Linked DNA regions of Mus musculus: all the other regions are linked to region 2. A link is a loop called in an ENCODE intact Hi-C map of the cell type or tissue named here. Cell type or tissue: heart. All regions are shown on one strand. Region 1 has its middle 13 kb from the start of Ctr9. Region 2 overlaps Mrvi1 (MRV integration site 1). Region 3 has its middle 13 kb from the start of Gm39068.

Region 1 (5,000 bases), 85 kb before region 2:
TTGGCATGGCTTTCTATTGGCTTCTTTAAAAAAAAACTCATTTATATCAGTTCTGTTTATTTAAGGAAAGAACTCTTTTGACAAGTTTGTTCTAAGATATATTTTTCTCTGGTTTGGAAGTTAGTCTTTTGAGTGAACTTCTCTTTTTAGACCCAAATAATATTGCTATTTGTGCAAATTTATTGGTGTCTCTCTTTAAGGCCCCTGGGTTTTATAGTCATCTCAGAAGAGCCTTTATTTTTCTTGGATTGGTAATAAAATAATTTGCATTTTAAGTGACTTTATGAGTTAGTGTCTCCATCTGAACATTCTTTCATCTGGAGTGACTGTGGGAGGTAATGAGTGAGACAAGAACTCATGTAACCTCAAAGGTGGCAGGCAGCTGCCTCGTCTCTAGGTTCTGAACAGTGGAGGCTACTCAGGGCTGGGCTGGGCTTTGGCGATGGCACCCCACCCCTCCTTAGCCCTGTTTTGACACTTTCCCTGTACAGTACACCTGCTATTTGGGTTGAGTGCTGATTTTTCTTTGGCTTTAGTACTTTCTTCCTGTAACCTGTTTATTGGTTGGAACTTCAAAGTCCATCTTGGTATGGGAAGACAGTTGGTATAGAGGAGACAGGGGAGGTCTTGTTAGCTAGGTGAATAAGACACAGTCAGCTTCATAAAGAGCAGACAGGAGTGTCCTGGGTAAAGAAGTGGCATGCCTGAAGAGAAGGCAGGAGACAATTCCAGTTCCTGTTTGAAGGGACTATGAAGGACCCGTGTCATGAGCATGGGAAACAGGGAAAAAAGGATGAGATGTTTTGGAAAGAAGGCTAGATTAAAATGCATTTTTAGACTATTTATTTTGTTTTATGTGCATGAGTATTTTGCCTGCATGTATGTTTGTGTATCATGCATGTGCCTTATGTCCAGGAAGGTTAGAAGAAAGTTGCATTCCTTGAGACTGGAGTTACAGATGATTGTGAGTTGTTGTGTGGATGCTGTCATCCAAACTCAGATCCACAGTAAGAGCCACAAGTGCTCTTAGTAGCTGAGCCATCTCTCTAGCAATGTGGGCCAGATTTGGTAAAACCTCTAGATTTGAAGCGTGGGGGTGTGGTGTGTGTGACAAGCTGCAGATTCCCAAAGAATAGCAATGACATTCTGACTGTCATGTGGAGGGTGGTGGGAGGACCGAGAGAGCCACACCTGGTGTGGACCAGGCCCGGGAAGGTGTTGATCATTTGTGTGAGCAGTGGAGAAAGAAAGGAAGGGAAGTCAAGACTGGGTGCAGAGTGAGAGCAGGAAGGAACGGAGGCTAATTCCTGAAGCGCCTTGCCATGCACAGCCTTTCTGAACCGTTCACCTAGCCACCTAAACACATGTGTTTAAAATGCCGGTGGCTCAAGGAACACTGAAGGACTTAACACCGCATTTGGGCTTATTGACATTCTAAGATCTCAGAGAGTATTGGATTTGCTGAGATGGGGTGAGTTACAGGAGAAAGGCGCTGGGACCTTGCTGGGCTGGGTTTTTATTAAAAAGCTCACTGTACCTCAGAGACACTTGTACATCCAGGCTTCCTCTGCTGTAGTCCCAACAGCCAGGTAGTGAAGCCACCCTTGACGCCCATCAACAGGTTCACGGAGACGGAAATGTACGGATACACAGTGGGATTAGGTTTAGTTGTAAAGAATGAAATTATGACATTTTCAGAAAAGTAGATGGAACTAGAGACCATTGTGTTAAGCAAAATTAGCCAGAGAAAGACAAGTACTATGTATTTTCACTTGATACAAACAAAATCTAGAGAAAAAAATTTGTGTGTATATATGGTGTGTGTGTGTATGACATGAAAGAAGAAATGAGACCATGAGAGAAGAGGATGGAAGGTGGGAAGATGACCATGGAATATAGTGTCACAGAATGGGGACCATGTGGGAAGGAAAGGGACCAGCGAATGGGGCTTTGTGCATGGGGGGGCAGTGTATGTGGGGCAGAGAAACAAGGAATGTGTATGAACACATCACAGTGTGATTCCTCTCTGTGTACTAACCAAAAAGTTAAAATAAAGAGGGCGGGTGCCTAGGAAACCCACATGTAGGCAGAAAAGTGTTTATTTCATCTGCAGTCTGCAGAGAGGTCTACACGGAGACACCAGCCACCATACAGATCTTGTTTAGAATCACGACAATGGGGCAAGAAATGTAGACAGAAAAGAGCAGGAGACAGACCCTGAGGGATGCCGGTTCCCAGAGCCTGGAGGGGTCCACCAGGGGCGGGCAGAAAGAGGGACAGGCACCATCTCCCAGTCTTCCTTTGCAGCCTTCTGTGGCCTCCTGTGCTTTTACAGGACAGCCTGGCCCCAATGCGCTTCTGGCTTCATCTCTCCTGGCTCCTTGCCTCTCCCTGTCCAGTGCCCCCTTACCCTCCCACCCCACTGCAGGTCTGTTTGTTTTTTTAATTGTCAGCCTGACTCACTGCTGTGTTGATTCAGGGCAAGAAGCACCAAGGATTGTTCCTTTTTTTGTTTCTTTCCTTTCCTTGGTTCTGACATAGTATCTAGCAAACAGCAGGCATACAGTAAGTTTGATTCAGGAATGGCTACACTCTTTAACTCGACTGTGACTCTGTAAAGTAGCCTTACCCCATCTTTACCTTTTTGGTTTTTTTAGAAACAAATCAAGGACAGGATCCTTGGAACAAGAAGGTGACTTTTCACTAGTACCCCAGAGCTCTTGACTCTAGCTGCATATGTATCAAAAGATGGCCTAGTCGGCCATCACTGGAAAGAGAGGCCCATTGGACAGGCAAACTTTATATGCCCCAGTACAGGGGAACGCCAGGGCCAAAAAATTGGGAATGGGTGGGTAGGGGAGTGGGGGTGGGGGAGGGTGTGGGGGACTTTTGGGATAGCATTGGAAATGTAATTGAGGAAAATACGTAATAAAAAAAAAAAAAAAAGAAAGGTGACTTTTCACAGGATCCAGCATAGTGAGTAGTGTTGGGTGGGTGAAGTGTTGGTGAGCCTTGTTTTAGGGTCGATGAATGGGTAGTTGCTGGGGAGCCAGAGGCTGTATAGTCCAGCAGGGGGCAGCAGAGGGCCATGCAAAGCAGGGACTTCCGGCCATTGCATGGGCTTCTCTAGATCTCAGCTGAACTTGGTGCTTACAAGAGTCAAGACAGAGTGTTGAGATCTGCTGATACAGCACTGAGTGCCAGTGTCTTCCTGTGGGTCCCTGGGAAAAAGAAAAATAAGGTGGGAAGACGGGTGGAGGTGGATGTGACAACGGGGCTGCCTCACACTTGGATGTAGTGACTACAAGTGGGATTTGGGGCCCTTTTTGCTTCAGCCAGGCAGGGAGCTAGGAAGGGTTAAAGTGCTGGTCCCAGGACATACATGGTTGGAAATAACTTTCTTTCGTTCTCTAAACTAGTTTTCCTTCTCTCTCTCTCTCTCTCTCTCTCTCTCTCTCTCTCTCTCTCTCTCTCTTTCAGCAGGTTTTAGTGTTTGTTTTATATGTCCAACCTGTCACAGGTGCTGCTGGGGAAGGGGATTTTGCAGCAGGTCATTGGGGGCCATCGAGGCCACAGCAGCAGTGACCAGAGTGCAAGGTCTTGCATGGAAACTGATTTTGGTTTCTCAATTCACACACTTTGCATAAATGTGAACCACAACATAAATCCACAAGCCACGTGCATGTACTTATGTGCACATATCATCCATGTAACATTCACTCATGTGCTCAAAGGCATACACCTGCTACCCACGACCTATCATGCATACATACTAACTCACAGTCTAACACACCAGGGGGTGGGGCTCTGCAGTGGGTTTTATGGATACATTCCAAGTTCCTCTTTCTCACCTCCATGTCCGTGTGCAGAGAGAGCAACAGTGTGATTTAAGTCTAGGATCAAACCAACTCTCAGCTAATGGTACCAACACAACCTCAGCCCCTCTACATCGCCTTGGTGGCTGCAGCTGTTCTAAGAGTGAATGAGGGAGGAAGTAGCTGTGGAAGCTGTCGGCTGCTGCTCTGTTACCCCCAAGAAAAGGCCAAGTCAGAAAACGCTGATGGAGATGTGCAGACAAGAGGCTTGCAGACAGAGCTGGCAGTGGTTTTCCACCACCCCAGTATTTGGAGCCTTGGGACAGCCTATGCCACCTCTCGACTTTAGGTTCTGATACCACATTGCCGTGTGTCTTTAATTCGTTCATATTGGGCTTTTCTGTTTCTTATATCCAGGATTCTCAGTGAGAAGCAGCTCCCGTCGGAGCTCTTGATGAAGGCCGGGAACAGGCCCAGCCTCTGCTTTCCCTCCTTTCCTTTTGGTCTCTTGATCCTTAGTGTGACCACAAGGCACTGTGTGCAGTTCATGGAACTTCATGTAGGAGAAGACAGTTGTGCTTAAACCAGGATGGATGGCAGCCTCTCTCTCTCTCTCTTCTAAAGAGAGTGACACAATTCAAACCCTGGGGAAGACTGGCTCTCTAAGTGGATCTTAATATTTTGTAGAGGCCGAGATGAGAGTCAGGCCAGTGCCTTTGGATTTGGAGGGCGGAAAATCTTTGCTGTCACCCTGCTCCTCCCTCCAATCTCTCTAGCCACTCTGAGGGTGAGCATTACTTACCCTGCTTGGAAGATGGATTATGAAGATGTCTCAGAGAGGATGCCTTCTGCTCAACACAGAGTGGAGCTCAGCCTCCCGTCTAGGGTTCTTTGGCTCAAAAGCTTGTGGGTGCCTCTCCAGGAGGGAACGGCCTTGATTGAACTCAGACTGTTCATGTGATCTGCTTTGGGTAGGCTCTTTGGAGGAGAAAAGGGTAATGAAGAACTAAGACCTCAAAAGTTCTTGTATCTGACTTTATCTGACTTTCACCAGAGTGGTGGAGGAAGCAGGGAAGAGGGCCTTATAGTAGGTTCTCATTGTGGTGAGTAGGACAGGCAAGGTGGACCTTAGAAAGCCAGTTCTGGGCTGGGGCTGGGGCTGGGGCTGGGGCTGGGGCTGGGGCT
Region 2 (5,000 bases):
TCTTGGCCATGATCTTTGTGCAGGAATAGAAACCCTGACTAAGACAAATTGGTACCAGCATAGTGGGGTATTCCTGAGACAACCTGACCATGTTTTGGGGAGGACTGTGGAAGGACTTTGGAACTTTGGTCTTGAAGATCCATTCATTGTTAAGAGCTCTGTGGGATGTTGTGTAGGAGCTTGGAAGATAATGTTGATAACAGTGCAGAAGATGGAGGCCTGGCTTGTGAAATTTCAGAGGGAAAATTAAAGACTCTTTTCAGGGCCATTGCTGTTTTGATTGTGAAGATTCTGTAGTTCTGGTTAGCTGGGGCTGAAGAATCAGCTGTGATTAACAAGATACCAGAACTACCAAAGCAAAAACTGCATTACTGGAACTATTGATGCTGGTTAGCTGGAGCTAAGAAATTAGCGGTGATTAAGAAGAGACCAGCATCATTGAGGTGAAATCTTCTGGGAAGTGTTTTCTGAGAGCACAGTGGCTGTGTTCCAGATATAGCCAAAGTTGTACCTTGTGCTGTGGCTGGACTTGGTAATGTGTAAGGGTCACGCAGGTGGTACTGGTTTTGAAGGCATGAAGGAGTTGAGCAGAGCAGCTGAGGCTTGGCACTGTGAGAGGCCATGGAAGGCCATTGGTGAAAGTCCAGCCTCAGTTGCAATTGATGGCCCAGGACTGAAGGGGTCATGCAGTGTTTTGGAGATGCCAGTACCATGAGATGACCACCAAGAGCAGCAGCAGCAGTGGAGTCCAGGCATCTGGAGCCTAGAGAATGACGTGTGTGCTACAAAGGGCATGGCTGGAGAAGTGACCCAAGCCCTTGGAGGAGCCCAGAAGATTGTGAGTTGGATCCCAGACATTGGATGGTTAGAGATTGACTTTTGCTTTTGATTGTGACTATGCTCTGATATTTTCCCTCTTGAAGGAAGAAACTATTTTAGTGGAGCCCACAGTTAAGAGATTTTTAATTGTAAAAAGACTTTGGATTTTAGAAGATATTGGACATTTTAAAGGGATTGACTTTTAATATGTAAAGACTGTGGGACTTTTAAAGTTGTTTAGATCTTGGGGATGAATAAGAAATTAAGGGTTGAGGCTTACTAGTGATGTGCTTGTGTGTCAAGTTGACAAGGGGTCAATTGTACTGGCTAGTTTTGTGTCAACTTGACACAGCTGGGGTTATCACAGAGAAAGGAGCTTCAGTTGAGGAAAATGCCTCCATGAGATCCAACTCTAAGGCATTTTCTCAATTAGTGATCAAGGGGGAAAGGCCCTTTGTGGGTGGGACCATCTCTGGGCTGGTAGTCTTGGGTTCCATAAGAGAGCAGGCTGAGCAAGCCAGGGGAGGCAAGCCAGTAAAGAACATCCCTCCATGGCCTCTGCATCAGCTCCTGCTCCCTGGCCTGCTTGAGTTCCAGTCCTGACTTCCTTTGGTGATGAACAGCAGTATGGAAGTGTAAGCCGAATAAACCCTTTCCTCCCCAACTTGCTTCTTGGCCATGATCTTTGTGCAGGAATAGAAACCCTGACTAAGACAGGCAGAATGGGAGAGATTAATGGATAAATGGATGGTTAATTGGTGAGTAGATAGGGAGACAGAAAGGGATGAACAGGCAGATAAATGGATAAGAGATGTATGAATGGATAAATCAATGGATATCCAGGGAAAGAGTTTATGGATGAATTTACTGATGGATAAAGAAGATGTTTAGAGAGAGGGTTGGATGAATGTGAGGGAGAGACAGGGATATGGATAAATAGGTGGGCAGGGGAAGAGACATGAACGAACACAAGCATTTATGTAGATCCATAGAGATGGGTGGATGAGAACAGACACAAATAAATGCATGCATTGGTGGATAGATGTATGAATGGCTACACGGAGAGATAAAGCGATGGCTAAGGAGGGCTTGGGCAGGAAGGTACACAAGTGGATGTTCAGAGTGTGTGATGTGTGAAGTAAAGGCCAGGAGAGAGGACAAGAGGTGGAGAAAGAAGTTAACTCAGTTTTTTCTCTCTTTCTGTAAAATTTAGTTTTATGTGTACAGGTGTCCAGTCTCAAGATTCATTCTCTTTTTCTGTCCTTGGAGAGGTGAAATGAATGAAGCTCTGGAACAGGCCTTTAAGCCAGCACTTCTCAAAGCCAGTCCTAGAGGGGTCACAGCTCCACAGGGTGTGAGGACAAACAGCTTAGCCTAGTGCCAACCATAGGCCACTAGAGGGAGGAAGTGCTCATTTTATCTCGTAGGGGCACTCACAGCCATCAGCTCCGAATTTTTATGCTTTCAGGTTTCTCTAGCTGAATTTTCTTGTTGATTGATTTGGAAAGTAGTCAGAGTGTCAATGAATTAAAATAAAGTCTCCCTTTCAGCACCAGTGCATGCTGGGAGTTTGTGAAAACTCCACCACAGGCATGGTAAAAAACTGTGATAGAACTGTGGGTAGAAAAATGAATTTCAGCCTTCCCATGGCAAGAGTCACACGTGAGCAAGAACAAGAGAGTCAGAGAGATTCCAAAGCTCAATGTCTTGTACTCCAGTAAGGCAGGCCAGGCTGAACCACCTGAGAGGCCACAGCAGAAGTGTTTGGGTCCATAGGCCTGAATGAGTGGAACAGGCCAGGCTAGAATCCTTTGGACCACAGTTCCTATGCAGAAACATGAACCTGGGATTTCTTATTACTCAGTTGTAAGAAAATGAGTGGGAGCCAAGCACTTGGTTCTTGTTGATTGCTTTGGAAAGTAGTCAGAGTGTCAATGAATTAAAATAAAATCTTTTTCAGCACCAATGTATGCTGGGAATTTGTTAAAGCTCCACCACGGGCTCTAAGAAGTGCTGGTTTAAAGGGCTGTTCCAAAAGCAGGAAACAAGGGGCTGGGGAGATGGCTCAGCAGTTAAGAGCATGGCTTTGATTCCTGGCACCCACATGGCAGCACATACCCCCACATGTAGGGAGAAAGGCGGGGAGGGATGGGGAGAGACAGAGAGGGAGAGGGAGAGGGAGAGGGAAACTGAGTTAGTCAGTATGTTCATTAATTCATCTGTAGCCATGTCACACTCTACACTCACAGCAAATATCACACTTTGAATATATGTGATTTCCATTTCTGAGTTATATCTTAATGAAGCTGAAACAGACAAACCAACATACAGAGTTGGTGACCTGTGACAATGGCCTTGGGAGTCACACTGTTGGAAATGCCGCAGTTCCAGGCCCTGCATGTCCCCAACTCAGCCCAGGCCTAACTCCATTTGTGTTTTGCTCGAAACCACCAGGACTCTCCCTCTGCAGGACCATTTCCCAGCCCTCCCACAATCGTCCTGACGGGGGATGCCAGTTCACCTGAAGGAGAGACTGACAAAAACCTAGTCAACAGGTATGCAGCCCAGGCGGACGAGCAATGCTTTGTGGGGATCAAATAGCTGCATTTCTAGAAACACTTTCTTCTTTCTTTTTCTCTGAATCACTTTATCGATGAAGATGCTGTCAAAGAGGGCTGGGGATATGGCTTAGTTTGTAGAGTACTTCTTGCTAAGTTTGTGTTAGGTCTTGGGTTTGATTCTCAGTATCACCTAACCTGGGCATGGTGGGGGCACACCTGTAACCCCAGAAATCATGAGGAAGCAAGAGGATCAGAAGTGCAAGGTCATCCTTGGTTATATGAGGGGTTCAAATCCACCCTGGGATACAAGAAACTTTATCTCAAAAATAAAAGTCCACATTATCAAGCAGTTTTTCAAAATGGGAAAGAGAACCTAGGATTTTTTCACCATTATCTTCTTTCCCAAAATGTTGTTCTTACTCTTGGATTTGGCCCTGTACACACTGCTAGATTTTAAGAAAATCAAAGACATCATAGCATGAAAACCTTCCATAATATCAGCCCAGGAATTCCCACAGAAGCCTGGAAGGTGTGGATCTTTAACTATAGGATCCTGTTGTGGCCAAAGCAGGTCCCTCATGGAACCTTTGGGAGGGACAGTGCATCACCATCACAGGGATGTCACTGCCCCTGTTCCCCTCACCAGGGGTCCGTGAATTGATCTAGCTGGAATAAGGTTGTCTAGATATCACTTTTAATAAGTTTAAAAGATAATCCTCGGGGCTGGGGATACAGGTCAGTGGGAAGGTGCTTGCCTAGCAAGTGCAACAAGGCCTGGGGTTGACAGGCAACACCACATGTAAGAGGGTAATTATCATAGGACAGAGTGAGCATCTTCATCTGTTAATTAAGAGCAGAGTGAATACCAAGGAGGATATAAGAAATGAATATACTTGCATAATCAATGTGAGAGGGGGTGGAAAAAGCCAAATAAAAGGGTTAAGTCAGACATAAGGCAGCTTCATGGGGCTGGAGAGTTGACTCAGTAGTCAAGAGCACACACTGCTCTTGCAGAGGACCTGAGACTGGTTCTCACTACCCAAATCAGGTGACTCCCAAGCACCTGTAACTCCAGTCCCAGGAGAACCTGATGCCTCTCGCCTCCATATGCATCTGCACACACAGGCACACACATATATAATTAAAATACGTCGTTAAAAGGAGCTCCGTGTTTTGCAGGGCAGTGAAACTGTGCTTTTATTTTCTCTTTCAAAAACAGATTATCTGTGTCTCTACCAGACCCCCCATGTATGTTTGGTAAGGCTCCCACAAGATAGCTCTAAAGTCCGGGTCCTTATAGAGAGTAACTCCTGTAGTAAGTAAGGTTCCATCCCTTGAGAGTGGGCTTGGATAGCTTGAGTGGGCAGCAGAATGGCGTAGTGACTTGTTGAGCCATTAGTCCTCCCAGGGGCTCTGATGTGGGAGACTGGGGTACAGCCTGGGAATTCAACCATCTAACATGCTCCCAAGGTGACAGTCAGAGGACCCTTGTGTGTGCCATAGATGATGCTCTGGGGTGACCCTGAGAGTCTGTACAGTCATCTCATTTGTCCATCTCTGAGTAGATTTCCTAACAGGATGACCATGGTCTGTCTTTCAGGGCTCCCAGCCCTCACCGGA
Region 3 (5,000 bases), 200 kb after region 2:
TTACAGGATACTGGGGTTTGAGCCCCAGAACTGCATGAATCATTTAAACCCAGGGTGGTGGTGCACTCCTGGAACCAATCCAGCATGTGGGCGGTGGAGGCAGGAGGGCCAAGAGTTCAAGGTCAGGGCTGGAGAGTTGGCTCAGTGGTTAAGAGCACTTGCTGCTCTTCCAGAGGCGCCAGACTGGACTTCTAACACCAATATGGTGACTTACTAATGGTCTGGAACTGCAGCAGCAGGGGATCTGATGCCCTCTTCTGGCCACCTTGATATGTTTATGGTACAGACAGACACATGCAGGCAAAACATCCATAGACGTAAATTTTTTTTAAAAAATTAAAGAATTCAAGATCATCCTCAATTGCACAAGTTTGAGGCCATGCTGAGCACATGGGATCCTCTCAGGAGGAAAAAGAGGGAAGGAAGAAAGGGGGAAAATAATTTTGTGACCCATGGAAATTCCATGAATTGAAATCAGCCTTCAGGAAGAAGGTTGTTGTGTCCTCTCCGTGTCCCATGAGCCTCTCTGTAGTCACCTCTTCTCCCCCCGCCCCCCTGCTTCTGACCCAGACAAATATTCATCTGCTTTCTATCAGTACAAATTTGTTATTCCTTTCCTAAAACTTCAAGTAAATTGAATCACACAGCCTGCACTTTTTGTGTCTGGCTTCCTTCAGTCAGGATAATGTTTTCTGAGATTCACCCATGTTGTATCAATACCAGACAGGACACGTCTGCTTTTGTTTGTGAGGGAAAGGCAGAGTCATGTCAGGTCTGAAGGCACAAGTCAGAACTCCTCATGAGCAGCAGGATAAGAGTTTCTTTCTCTAGGTGCCGGCTGTGTGGTCTTCCCTCGCCTCAGGGGAGGGTCTTAAGGCAGATATTCCACAATCAAATATGTGTTCCATAAGTCAACAGATAACCACCATGGTATGAATTTGAACAGGAAAGATTTGGTGGGCAAATATGCAATGCCTCTCACAAGAAATGTCAAGTGTGTGTGATGAAAAAAAATGAGAAGAGAAAGCTCTAATAACCTTCAAATACAACTTCAACCACTATAGACTTTTGAGTGGTTATAAATGTATTTGTAGCACTGGGGAGGTAAAGGCAGGCAGATCTCTGTGAGTTCAAGGCCAGCCTGGTCTAAATATTGAGCTCCAGGCAAATCATAGATATGCAGCAATACCTTGCCAAAAAAAATGTTACTTGGCCGGGCAATGGTGACGCACGCCTTTAATCTCAGCACTTGGGAGGCAGGGGCAGGCAGATTTCTGAGTTCGAGGCCAGCCTGGACTACAGAGTGAGTTCCAGGACAGCCAGGGCTACACAGAGAAACCCTGTCTCAAAAAAACCAAAAAAAAAGTTACTTATAAATTAAAAAAAATTTTTTTAATTATGTGTATTTGTGTGAGGGTGTCCACGGAGGCCAAAGGCTCAGGGTCCCCCGAGAGCTAGAATTACAGATGTGAGTCACCTGACAGAGGTACTAAGAACCAAATTCAGGTCCTCTTCAAGAACAGGATGAGCTCCTAACCACTGAGCCACCTCTCTAGCCCCTGCTTGTAAGTTTTGTTTCACCAATTTGTTCAAAGAAAATTCCGTGTCAGCGATGCTCCAGGATATTTTGAAGCATTCACATTGCCACTTCAAGCCTGTAATAAGATACTAATAGGTTTGGATTGTAGCAGGCTCATGTTTAGTGGTAAAATGATTGTGATTCTTTCATTTCGACGTTTATACAAATTCAATACCTAAGATTTTCCTTTACTTTGTATTTTAATTATAAGCACAATGGAATCTTTTTCACTACGCCCCATACAGGTACCTCCAGATTCCCTTCAGCTGGCCCCAAGTGCCATACCTATATTCTCTTACTCTCTGTGAGCTATGAACTGGAAGCAGTGAGGGTTCACAGGCCCTGAGACCAGGAGAGAAATTTCAGCTCTGACTAGCAAGCTGTCTTACTAAAGAGGGCCCTCCTGCCCCCTAGTGGTCATTATTGTATATGCCTCTCAAGAGGAAAATGAGATACAGGCATTGTGTCTATCATCCTTGTTACTCAGCATTGTGTTTACCATGGGCTCTGGCTGGGATGAATGCCTTCATAGGCATCCTCCCAACATAGCTATCCTGCAGTCCCTGGGGAGGTCGAGCCTGTGGCTCCACTCCAGGGCTTCCATCTGTCTCTCTCCCTTCATCTTCATTACTACATCACGAGCCAAGTTCCACCTGTGTTAGCCAGTGAGACCACCCTTGATCACTAAACCACTTCCAAAACCTGAGAGACATTAGGAGAGAAAGGAGAGAGAACCTGGGAGGAATACACCCATCTTTTCAGCAATTTGATGCAAAGAGGCAGACTCTAGGTCTCAGGCACTCAAGGAATTTGGGGTCCTCTTGAAACATAAAAAGGAAAGAGCTATGCTGGACCATAAACACTTGCCACACCCTCTTTGTCTAGGCAGAGACCCCACCTTTTCTTCACTAGCCACAACACAGAACAAGTGGTCACAGAAAGAGAACAACAACAACAACAACAAAAATACCATCTTTTCTTCAGGTCATAGATCAAGCATTCGTTTCAAGGTATTTATGTATGCTGGGTAGTTTTTTGTCACCTTGACACACACTAAGGTCACCTGATAAGAGGAAGCCTCAACCGAGAAAAATCCTCCATCAAATTGGACTATAGGCAAGTCTATAGGACACTGATGTAGTTAATCATTGCTGTGGAAGGATCCAGCCCACTATGAGTAAGGAGACGCTGGGAAGGTGACCCTGGACTGTGTAAGAAGCAAGATGAGTGCATCATGGGAAGCAAGCTGGTAGGCCGCTTTCCTGGATGGTCCCTGCCTCTCCTCCTACTTGAGTTCCTGACCAGACTCCCTCAATGATAAGCTGTGATCAGATTGTGAGTCAAATAAACCCTTCTGGGGTTGATCACATCAATAGAAAACAGATTAGGATGCTGAGTATTGTTAAGAGAAAATTAACCTGTATGGAAATCAGAACAAGTCAAAGTTGATGGTCGTGAGTGCACACGGGAAAACTGGGGGACACCGGAATTGCATCTGAAATGAAGACAGTAGATTCCACTCTGAAAAAAAAAAAACTGAGCAAGCTGTAGAATCTCTATGGAATGTTCTGGTACTCCAGAACCTCTCATCTTTGCTCTGACACTCTTGGGAGCCTCGGCAGGCCAGAAGCCCCAGACTCCCTGTCTCAATCTCCCTGATAGAGCCCCATGTGTCCATTGGAGAAGTGACGTCAGAGGTTATGCTAGAACGGGGGAAGGAAACTTGATGCTAGGATGCATGACAAGGTGTTCAGGGTTTCCCGCTCAACCTTCGTTTCTGAGTGGGACTCCAGAAGAAGCCCTCCTGCAGCATCCTCAGCAAGTCCAAGTCTTGGTGTCTACCTAATCCCCCTTCCCTGAACCATGAGCAGACTTATTTTGGGCCATGTGGTTGGCAACAGTTAGCCAACCTCTTCCTAGCCAGAGATCCCTGTATTAAGACAAGACAAGGGCACCAGTGTCCAGAGGAACTGGCTCTGGTCACACCCTGGAGTTGTGGAGCACTTGTCGTGGGTCACCAGGATGTTAGTGTCAGGATCCATGAGTCCTGTTCAATTGCACAGTGGGCACCTACAAGTGATCCCAGGGACCCCTCCATCCAAGGAGATCTGAAGGGGTCATAGCCTTGTTGCTTTGGTCTTTCAGGACATGAATATTATCCTGGGTTCTCTATCCCATATTAAATTTCTGGTTATAAAAAGTCAACAAATGCCAAACTGGCATCCTTAATCATCAGGGAAATGCAAATCAAAACAACCCTGAGATTCCACCTCACACCAGTCAGAATGGCTAAGATCAAAAATTCAGGTGACAGCAGATGCTGGCGTGGATGTGGAGAAAGAGGAACACTCCTCCATTGTTGGTGGGATTGCAAGCTTGTACAACAACTCTGGAAATCAGTCTGGCAGTTCCTCAGAAAATTGGACATAGTACTACCGGAGGATCCCGCAATACCTCTCCTGGGCATATATCCAGAAGATGTTTCAACTGATAAGAAGGACACATGCTCCACTATGTTCATAGCAGCCTTATTTATAATAGCCAGAAGCTGGAAAGAACCCAGATGCCCCTCAACAGAGGAATGGATACAGAAAATAAAGGTACATTTACACAATGGAGTACTACTCAGCTATTAAAAAGAATGAATTTATGAAATTCCTAGGCAAATGGTTGGACCTGGAGGGCATTATCCTGAGTGAGGTAACCCAATCACAAAAGAACTCGCACAGTATGTACTCACTGATAAGTGGATATTAGCCCAGAAACTTAGAATACCCAAGATATAAGATACAATTTGCTAAACGCATGAAACTAAAAAAGAACAAAGACCAAAGGATGGACACTTTGCCCCTTCTTAGAATTGGGAACAAAACACCCATGGAAGGAGTTACAGAGACAAAGTTTGGAGCTGAGACGAAAGGATGAACCATCTAGAGACTGCCATATCCGGGGATCCATCCCATAATCAGCTTCCAAACACTGACACCATTGCATATACTAGCAAGATTTTGCTGAAAGGACCCAGATATGGCTGTCTCTTGTGAGACTATGCCAAGGCCTGGCAAACACAGAAGTGGATGCTCACAGTCAGCTATTGGATGGAACACAGGGCCCCCAATGGAGGAGCTAGAGAAAGTACCCAAGGAGCTGAAGGGATCTGCAATCCTATAGGTGGAACAACAATATGAACTAACCAATCCTCCCCTCCCCCCGAGCTCGTGTCATCGACTAGGCCATCAGTGGAAAGAGAGGCCCATTGGTCATGCAAACTTTATATGCCTCAGTACAGGGGAATGCCAGGGCCAAGAAGTGGGAGTGGGAGGGTGGGGGAGTGTGTGGGGGAGCATGTGGGGGACTTTTGGGATAGCACTGGAAATGTAAATGAAATAAATACCCAATTTAAAAAAAGAACTAAAAAAAA

What was found. Peaks named below come from ENCODE experiments on the same cell type or tissue, not always from the same donor. Only the 100,000 strongest peaks of a DNase experiment are listed, where the experiment ranks them.
Region 1: it touches region 2 in a loop (2.3-fold over the local background); 10 of 42 quality-filtered maps call a loop at or near these places.
Region 3: it touches region 2 in a loop (2.7-fold over the local background); 14 of 42 quality-filtered maps call a loop at or near these places.

Annotation. Positions count from the first base shown.
Region 1 is chr7:111,013,210-111,018,209 of GRCm38, reverse strand. No RefSeq gene overlaps it. Among named protein-coding and RNA genes, the nearest start is that of Ctr9, 13 kb to the left of the region's middle. In heart, a CTCF peak has its summit at 3,072 (motif pointing right); a DNase peak (open chromatin) is centred at 3,089; H3K27ac peaks cover 380 bases.
Region 2 is chr7:110,927,852-110,932,851 of GRCm38, reverse strand. It overlaps Mrvi1 (MRV integration site 1), which reads left to right. Exons shown (of 21, transcript NM_194464.3): 3 at 3,274-3,374; 4 at 4,981-5,000. Among named protein-coding and RNA genes, the nearest start is that of Gm16336, 25 kb to the right of the region's middle. In heart, a CTCF peak has its summit at 2,210 (motif pointing right); a DNase peak (open chromatin) is centred at 2,211; H3K27ac peaks cover 410 bases.
Region 3 is chr7:110,724,259-110,729,258 of GRCm38, reverse strand. No RefSeq gene overlaps it. Among named protein-coding and RNA genes, the nearest start is that of Gm39068, 13 kb to the left of the region's middle. In heart, CTCF peaks have their summits at 261 (motif pointing left) and 1,996 (motif pointing left); no DNase peak of the experiment used is centred here.